2 separate regions of the Homo sapiens genome follow, and region 2 is linked to region 1. A link is a loop called in an ENCODE intact Hi-C map of the cell type or tissue named here. Cell type or tissue: Caco-2. All regions are shown on one strand. Links, peaks and the distances in the headings refer to the core of each region. The heading gives the core; the rest is flanking DNA.

Region 1 (4,389 bases), core at 313-4,312:
TGGTTTTCATAAATTACTTGACTTCATTTCTTCCAAATCTTGTAATGAAATTGATGCTCCAGGAAGACACACCATTATTCTGCTGTTTTGCATCCTTCCTGCCCAGAAATGGGGCTGTGGGTACTCCAGTTTGAAAAGCATGTAGTAGTACAGCACTTGGAGTTAATCAGAAAAAGTAAAGAAAAAAATGACTTAAGAGAATTATCATGATCCCCATCAAAAGCAGCTAATTATTCAAAGTAGCAACTGAAGGATTTTTATAAAGGGATATTAAAAGTGGTTCTGAACAGATACGTCTGTATTTGTCAGGCTTCTCCAGAGAAACAGACCCAGTAGGAGATATGTATATATATGAAAGAACAGATTTACTATGGAAATTGGCTCACACAGTTATAGAGCCTGAGAAGTCCCACGGTATGCAAGCTGGAGAACCAGGAAAGCCAGTAGTGTAATTCAGTCCAAGTTCAAATGCCTAAGAACGAGGGGAGCTGATGGTGTAGCTCTAACTGGAGGCTGAAGGCCTGAGGGGAGTTTGAGGGACAACCAGGGGCTCCAATGTCTGAATACCATAGAAGATGGACATCCCAGCTTCAGAAGAGAAAGAATTCACCCTTCCTCCACCTTCTTGTTCCATATGGACCCTCATTGGATTGGATGATGCCTTCCCACATGGAGAGAGAGAGATCTTCTTTGCTCTGGCTGATTCAAATGCTGTCTCTTCTGGAAACCCTTTACAGACACACCTAGAAATAATGTTTCACCAGCTCTTTGGACATCCCTTATCCCAGTCAAGTTGACACATACAATTAAACATCATAAGCTCTGAGCCTTACTGCAGGGCAGAAATGCAGAAATTGTGTGCATTACCTTTCTACACAAACTTTCTTAATACTTTCAGAAAAACTAAGGAGAACTTTAGGCCCCATTGGCCTGTGTCAATTGTGGCTGAGAAGTCTGCAACAGGATAATGAAGTCTTGCGAACCAGGCTGTGTTGGAGTCAGAGAATTGGTATGGGTGTGGTCACCGAAATCAGCTAAGGAGGCCCCTAATCTGTGCTGTCGGCTCTCCTGACTACCTAAGTGCAGGAGTTGGGTCTGTAAACCACAGTGACTGAGACAGATCTCAATTGATTTCGAGGCTTATTTTGCCAAGGTTGAGGAGGCACCAGAGAAAAAGAAACATAAATCACAGTAGAATCTGTATCCTATGCTTTTTCCAGATAGAGTTTTGGGAACCTCAGTGTTTAAAGGGGAAAGAGCAATCAGGAGGGGAAGAAAAAGGAAAAATAAAAGGAGGGAGGGTAGGCAATGAGACAAGTGGTTACAATTCTTGTGAGGCTCTGTGAATCTACATTTTACACCTGAAAAGAAAGCGGAGGAGTCAATTAAGCATTAGTCTGGCACTCAGCAAATCTACATTTTACATAAGAGAAAGTCAGCCTGCGAAATTACAGCTGTCTTGGAACAAAAGGAAGGGAGTTTTTGCATGACTCAGTTTCCAAGCTTAACTTTTCCCTTTGGCATAGTGAGTTTGGAGTCCCGAGATTTTATTTTCCTTTCACAGGCCTTTCCACTGTGGTGTTTTCTTCTGTTTTTTGTTTGTTTGTTTGTTTGTTTTTTGCTTTTTGGGTTTTTTTGGGGGGTGGGGTGGGGTGTGGGACAGAGTCTCATTATGTCCCCTGGGCTAGAGTGCAATGGTACGATGTCAGCTCACTGCAACCTCTGCCTCCCAGGTTCAAGCGATTCTCCTGCCTCAGCCTCCTGAGTAGCTGAGATTATAGGCACATGCCACTACACCTGGCTGATTTTTGTATTTTTAGTAGAGATGAGGTTTCACCATGTTGGCCAATCTGGTCTTGAACTCCTGACCTCGTGATCCACCCACCTCAGCCTCCCAAAGTGCTGGGATTACAGGTGTGAGCCACCACGCCCGACCTTTTCTTCTGTTTATGCAGTGGCATGGAGCAGTCCCTCTAAGAGGGCTGACCCAGGTATGAGTCATTCAGTCAGCCTGAGGGTCCAAGGGCTGCTCCATGGTGAGGCAGACATCCAGAAGGGTCCAGAGGGAGAATCTATGGCAAGAGACAGCAGTCTAGAGGGATGGAAGTGGTGGCAGAAAAGCTGGCTTTTAAAAGGCAAGTTTTTATTCTAGGCTGACTTTCTCTTATGTAAAATGTAGATTTGCTGAGTGCCAGTGAATTTATAATTTTAGAAACCCATCAGGGAGTTTCTAGATGAGTTTCTAAGAAGTCTAAGAAATGTCCAGGAAGGCCCTTAGCCACCTCGTGGAAATTGGGAGAGAAGAAATGTGTGCAGAGAAAAGAGGGATTTTTGATGCAGAGAAAAAGAACAGGTGTGTCCCGGCTGCTGGCTCTGAGTAACCCGTCTAATCTCACTGTACAGAACGTACCTGCACTTTATACTAACAATGAGTGCCATTCAGCGTGCCATTTATGATGTTCACAGTGGCCTTCCTTGGTGTGGTCCCTGAAGCCCTGCAAAGCAGGGACTGTGCGGTCTGAACCAAACAGGGGCCCCTGGGAATAGGGTAGCGTGTTCTGATACCTGAGCTGGTAGTAGAGTCAGAGCAAGAACAAAAGCCCCAGCGAGCAATCTGGGTTCAACCCCTGTCACCTTAGCTCACGTGCCTGCATTGTGAAGTTCACGGTAATAGCTTGACTGCATTCTCGCCATGGTTCTGGGTCAATAAATCAGTCAGTAAGCACTGGGTGAGTAAGTAGTGCAGAGCAAAGTCTGAGCTTGGTGCCACAAGTGGATAAAAAAGAAATAGATGACTCAACCTCTGCTTATAGGGAGGCTCTGATCTAGCTGAGATAGCACAGAAATATTTGGAGAATGACTCTAGTGCAGAACTGAAGGTGCAGAATGACTCTGAAACGTTGCTGCACAGCAGGGTCCAAGAAAGGAGAGGGCAGTGCCAGCTGGGTATGCCAGGAAGGCTTTTGGGAGAAAAATACTGGCCAGGGTCTGGGAGAATCAGCAAACATGCCTGAGGGTAGAAAACCAGTGTCCCAGGACAGGGACCCTGTGCAGCCCTGGGGTGGGCTGGGTGGGACCGAGCCGGCAGTGCCTGCAGGGATGATGGGCACCAGAGCACAGCTCTCAGCCTATGTGTCCCGGAGCTCTGGGCGCTCCCAGGTGTCCTCACTGCACCGTGGTAGCTCCTGTCTCATGGAGCCACCTGTCCTAGCACAACAGCTCCAATCACTGCTATTAGAACAGATCCAAGGGGCAGGCTGGGAGGGTGTTAGGTTCAAAAAGGAGCACTATGTAGAAGCAAGAAAAGAGATGAAAGTTTTGCTCCTATCTGCATCTGGCCAGAGAGCAGACTTTGATTTGCAACACCGTGTGGTCTCTGCAGGATTACGAAAGGGAAGAGGGGGTGGGCGGAAGGCTCTCCTCCCCAGTGCATCATTTTCAGTTTTGTCTTTTACTTTCAAAGAAAGCTGTCTTTCTGACACTGCATTCTGCCCTTTCTGACCCATGTCCCATATTTAAAGGCTTCACATAGACTATATAATCCAAGTTATCCCTCTGTGGAGAAAGTGGCTATGAGAATTAGAGAGACAAAGGGTGTGCTTGTGGGAATGGGATGTAACGTCAGAGCAGGTTCAACCTTACAGCTGTGCAGTCCAGTTAGTCAAATATTAATGAGTCAATTTAATTAAAGATTAGGTCCTCTGTTGCACTAGCCATCCTGCAAAGTCACATGTGGCGAGTGTTTTCATACTGGATAGCACCACAGAAAGTTCTGTTGGGCATCATTGCCACTTGGACCAAGGGATCAACTGCTTTCTGGGTGGGAGAACTGAGGCACAGGGAACCACGGCTTGGACTCCAAACTTAGTGCTCTGATCAGTGTGTTGTCCAAAGCTTCCAGCAGACAAGGATTCAGACCACACAATTCAGGAGCAATAAGATGGCTGGAGTGAACAACAAGTTTCCCTTGACTTTAGAAGAAAAAGATCTCTAAATCCTGGAGATGATTACATGCTTTTCCTGAGGGCTGAGGAAAGAGGAGAAGCAGTTGGTTTGTTTTCAATTAGCCACCCTCCTCCTTTTTCTAAGAAGAGGAAAGTCACTGCCAGGTCACAGGGCTCGGAGCCAGGGTCAGCAGAGGGGCTGGTCGGAGCACCTGAGCCAAGTGGGCTGAGACTCTGATCCTCGTGAGTGTCACCTGCCACCAAATGCTCTCTCCTGGGCTCTGCCATTTGGTTTTTTATGTCTGCACTGTGCTGACCCTTCCATCTCCCAAGCACCCAATGTTCACCGCCCCTCCTTGGCATGTGTGCCCCCTCCACCCAACACACGCCCTCTAGCGCAGGGCGGGATGGGGGCCGCCTGCAGCTGGGCCCTGAACTTCAAAGT
Region 2 (4,389 bases), core at 160-4,159, 230 kb after region 1:
ACCTCCTTGCAGGGGCCACCCCTCAGAGTAAAGAGGCTCTACTGGAGGTAACAGTGCCCAGGGGAGCTAGCTGAGGGAGAGCCAGCCTTTTTGGCAAGCCACCACAACTAAAAACAAGGCTGCCCTGCCAAGCCACACAAGTCTGAAACTCACCGTGCTGTTTCCACGATGCTGTTTCCATAGCTCTTTAGGACCTGTTCGTCCAAAGGCTGGTGGTGGTGAGAAATAAAATGGAAATTGTCGCAAATGAAGCTTTTAGAGTGGGTTTTCTCTCTCTTGCTAAAGCCTCTCACTGCAGCTTGAATTCAGGATATGCACAAAGAGATACTGGAGGACAGTCTTTGGGGGTGGGTAGGGGAAGGGGTCACTCAAGTAATCAGCTTTTAAAATGCAATTTAATACAAATATTGATTGAATACCTGCTGTGTACAAGGCTCTCTTTGGGGATGTGGGCTCTGAACCAGAGTAAGATGTGGGCAAGAGACCCTCTGAGGCTAGAGCTGCCTCTGAGAGCCCTCCAAGGGGAGCCAGGAGAGGCCTCAGTTCATTTAACATGCAAATGTGAGCAGCATCCTCTCCAGGCAAAGCTTCATTGCTCCTGTTTCGTTATAGCTTCTTCCTTCCCAGGGAATGAAGCTTCCCAAGAGAAAACCCACATTTTCAAGCTGCACTGTTGATTGGTCACGATCTCCCCACCCCCACGTGCCCCTTCTTAGCTAGACTCCATTGTAATAGCTGGTGACTTCTCCCCGGTTCACAGGATTTCATGTGGTTCACCTACAAGCCTCATTTCATTTTATAGTCACTATTTTCTCAGCCTTCCCTAACAGCAGATGTGGCTGAAGTAGCTATTTCTCAGATTGGGTTACCCAGAAAGTATCTTTGATATACAAAAGGCTATTTATTCTCTTCCACCATGCATATCCCAGGCTCACGCTAAGCCTTTATATTTTATTCATTAAGTCAGTCCTCAAAATCCTGATGACAGCTCAGGCAGTAGATCAGAGAAGGAAACAATTTTTCCATTTTCCACCTGGGAGGTGGAGTTCCACGTGCCATCACCAAGTAAGGGTGGGGTTGCCTCTGTGAGCAGCCTCTCCACAGGCTGCTTTGCTGTCTTCATAGTTTGGGGGTGGCAGGAAATAAAGATGGCTGAGCACCTGCAGCTGCTTCTTCCGGAGCAATCATGAGGTAGTTTCTGGTGTCCTGTCCCAGCTCATACATGCTGCGTTGCTTGTGGGTGGTGATGGCTGAGGTGTGGCCTTGTCCCTGGCTGGGTGGTCCCAACTTCTCTATTGCTGGCTGGGTGGCATCCAAGTCTACTCTCTGGCCCTCCTGGAGATTCTTCAAATTCCCTAGAATAATGCAAGAAATTCACCCCTCGCTTAAACTAGACAGACAGGGCTGTTAGGATAGGAGGGGAGATTCCACCAGTCCCAATTAGTCCAATGGTAAATTGTTCCTCCAAACAATGGACAATTAAAAAGAATGCTTGAGAGAAGGACAGTGCCTGTGACCAGCTTGGGATCTGGGGTTTTAGCCTGGGTGTCACGTGAAAATTTTTGACAGTTTTGTCTATAAAGCCTCATTTACTAATAATAGACTTTTAGAACCCATTACATGCGAAAAAAACAAAAGAATCCAGATGGAAGAATGTGAAGTCAGCTATGGAGTAATTCACTTCTTAGCTGGACCCTTGTCTTTTAAAGGGCTTCTATCACCTACAAATTGTAAACCAAAAGTAAAATTCCAAGCCTCCCAACTGACTGAATAGGCTCTCCTCTTGGCCACGGAGACCCAAAGAAACCAGAAAAACCAGTTTAGGCCATGACGGGAAGCAGGGAGGGTCAGACATACCTCATCACACCCTCCTCCCTTTGGAGTTCAGGCACAGCTGACCAGCATTAACATTAAATTAGGGATCCTGAGACGGACAGAACAGACTCCTAATAGCAATAAGAGACCAAGCTTCAACCTGACCCCAGCATAGCATCACATGACAGATAGCAGGCCCTGAAAGAAATCCAAGTATTTTACTCCAAAATAGATTCAGCTGTCTCGTGTGGGGGAAATTTGCATTCTGTAGAGAATCTCCTTCCCTGACTAGGTCTCTCCAGAGTCTGACACCTTTGATAAGAGACAAATTCACATCCATTCTTTCTGCAGCCTGGAGGCTTCATCTACATGATAAGAACCTTAGCTTCCACAATCCTCTCCCCCAACCCACCTTTACCTTACCACAAGCTGCTTTCAACTCTTCAGGCAGAGCTTAGCCCTTTCAACCAATTGCCAATCAGGAAATCTTTAAATCCACCTGTGACGCAGATGCCTCCACTTCAAGATGTCCCACCTTTCCAGGCCAAACCAATGTATACCTTATACATATTGATTTTTGTCTTTGCCTGTTCTGTCTCCCTAAAATTTATAAAATCAAACTGTAACCCAACCACCTTGGGCACAGGTTCTCAAGATCTTCTGAGGTTATGTCATGGGCCATGATCTTTAACCTCGGCAAAATAAATCTCTAAATTGATTGAGATCTGTCTCAGATACTTTTTGATTAACAAAGCAAAGCTAATGGAAATAACTAGATTTCAAGGATGTGGAATAGCCTGACTCCCAGTCCAGCATTACTTGCCCTCGCTGCTGTCCAAGCAGGAGACCAGGCAGTGCGCTGCTCAGACCAGCCGTCACCTGAACACAGACCCACAGGCCTGCCCACCCTGCCGGGCCTTGCTGCAGCTCTTCCCCAGGACCGCATGGACGCCCTTGCGTCTTTGCAACACTGTGTCCATGAAGACAAGAACAGCTTCCAGAGGCTTTGCCTGCGTGAGGGTTGATAGTCACCTGTGGAGGTGTGTGTCCCACGTAGTGTCACAGGGCAGGGGAGAGCCTGGGCCCTCTGTGAATAGCTGCATTTAAGAGCTGAGTGCAGCTGACGAGGTGCACTGGAGGCCTCTCCTTTAAGGAAATCCAGTACAAGAACAGAGAGGGCTGAAGTAGGAGTGGGTGTAAGAGAGATAGTAATCTACTTCATAAAACTGTCTGCCCGAAGCCACTTATCCACATTTTCAGGATGATTTAATTCATTAAAAATTTCACTTATCACAACCTTTCTGGGACATGTCTACTCAATGTGAGGCATGAATGTAAGCATATGTAAATAATTCCTAAATAGAAGCAATGAATCCATGGACATTGTGACCCTAAAGAGGAATCTCCAGGCTTGATTTTGCAGAGAATGTGGGGATTCTGGTGATGACTCATGAAAGAGTGGGACTTTGTAGGAAGACTGCTCCCTGGGGCACTGCAGGAAACCACCCAAGACGCAGCCCTATTAACTATCGTCAGTGGTGAACAGGCCTGTCTGAGTCCACTGAACTTCTTTCTAACACATTCTAAAATATTAGTTATCAAAGTACATATTCATTAGTAATTCTGGAAAATTCAGGAAAACCCAAAGAAGAATATTAAGTATTTCCATTATTCAGGAATACCCACTAGTAATGTATTTTTCCTTTTCTCTTTTTCTTTCTTTGTCTTTCTTTCTTTCTCTCTTTCTCTTTCTTTCTTCTTTCTTTTCTTTCTTTCTTTCTTTCCTTCTTTTTTTAGCATGCTCCTTTCAACTGATAATATATCATAATTCTTTTTGGATGTTATTCATTATTTTTCTATAATGACTTACTGAAATTTGGTTATTGGTTGGGTGCAATGGCTCACACCTGTAATCCCAATTCTTTGGGAGGCTGAGGCAGGTGGATTGCCTGAGCCCAGGGGTTCAAGACCAGCCTGGGCAATATGATGAAACCCCATCTCTACAAAAAATTAGCTTAGCTGGGCATGGTGGCATGTGCCTGTAGTCCCAGCTACCCTGGAGGCAAGGTGGGAGAATCACCTAAGTCCAGGAGATTGAGGCTGCAGTGAGCCATGATCATGCAACTGCACTCCAGTCTGGGTGACAGAGTGAGATCTTATCTCAAAAATAAAATGAAATAAATTTGGTTATTACAACAGCTTTAATATTGATAGCATCTTTGTTTCACCACTTAAGAGCCAGCTATTTGACTGAATTCGATTCTTAGGGCTGCTGTAACAAATTATTACAAACTGGGTAGCTTAAAACAACGGAAACTCATTCTTTCTCAGTTATAGAAACCATAAGTCCAAAATCCAGGTGTCAGCAGGGCCGTGTTCCCTCTGAAGGCTCCAGGAGAGAACCTTTTCCAGCCTCTCCCAGCTTCTGGTGGCTGTCCACATTCCTTGGCTTGTGGCCACATCACTCCAGTCTCTAACCCTGTCTTCACATGGCCTTCTCCTCTTGTCTCTTATAAGGAGACTTATCATTGGGTTAGGGCCCATTCTTGTTTTCCAGGATTATTTCATCCCAAG

What was found. Hi-C counts contacts between places; a loop is a spot of excess contacts. Peaks named below come from ENCODE experiments on the same cell type or tissue, not always from the same donor. Only the 100,000 strongest peaks of a DNase experiment are listed, where the experiment ranks them.
Region 2: it touches region 1 in a loop (2.0-fold over the local background); 1 of 110 quality-filtered maps calls a loop at or near these places.

Annotation. Positions count from the first base shown.
Region 1 is chr1:228,858,583-228,862,971 of GRCh38, forward strand. No RefSeq gene overlaps it. Among named protein-coding and RNA genes, the nearest start is that of RHOU, 130 kb to the left of the region's middle. In Caco-2, for the core only: no CTCF peak of the experiment used is centred there; a DNase peak (open chromatin) is centred at 2,689.
Region 2 is chr1:229,091,934-229,096,322 of GRCh38, forward strand. It overlaps LINC02815 (long intergenic non-protein coding RNA 2815), which reads right to left. Exons shown (of 5, transcript NR_186727.1): 3 at 154-1,355. Among named protein-coding and RNA genes, the nearest start is that of LINC02815, 61 kb to the right of the region's middle. RefSeq lists enhancers at 1-492, 493-1,424. In Caco-2, for the core only: no CTCF peak of the experiment used is centred there; a DNase peak (open chromatin) is centred at 1,828.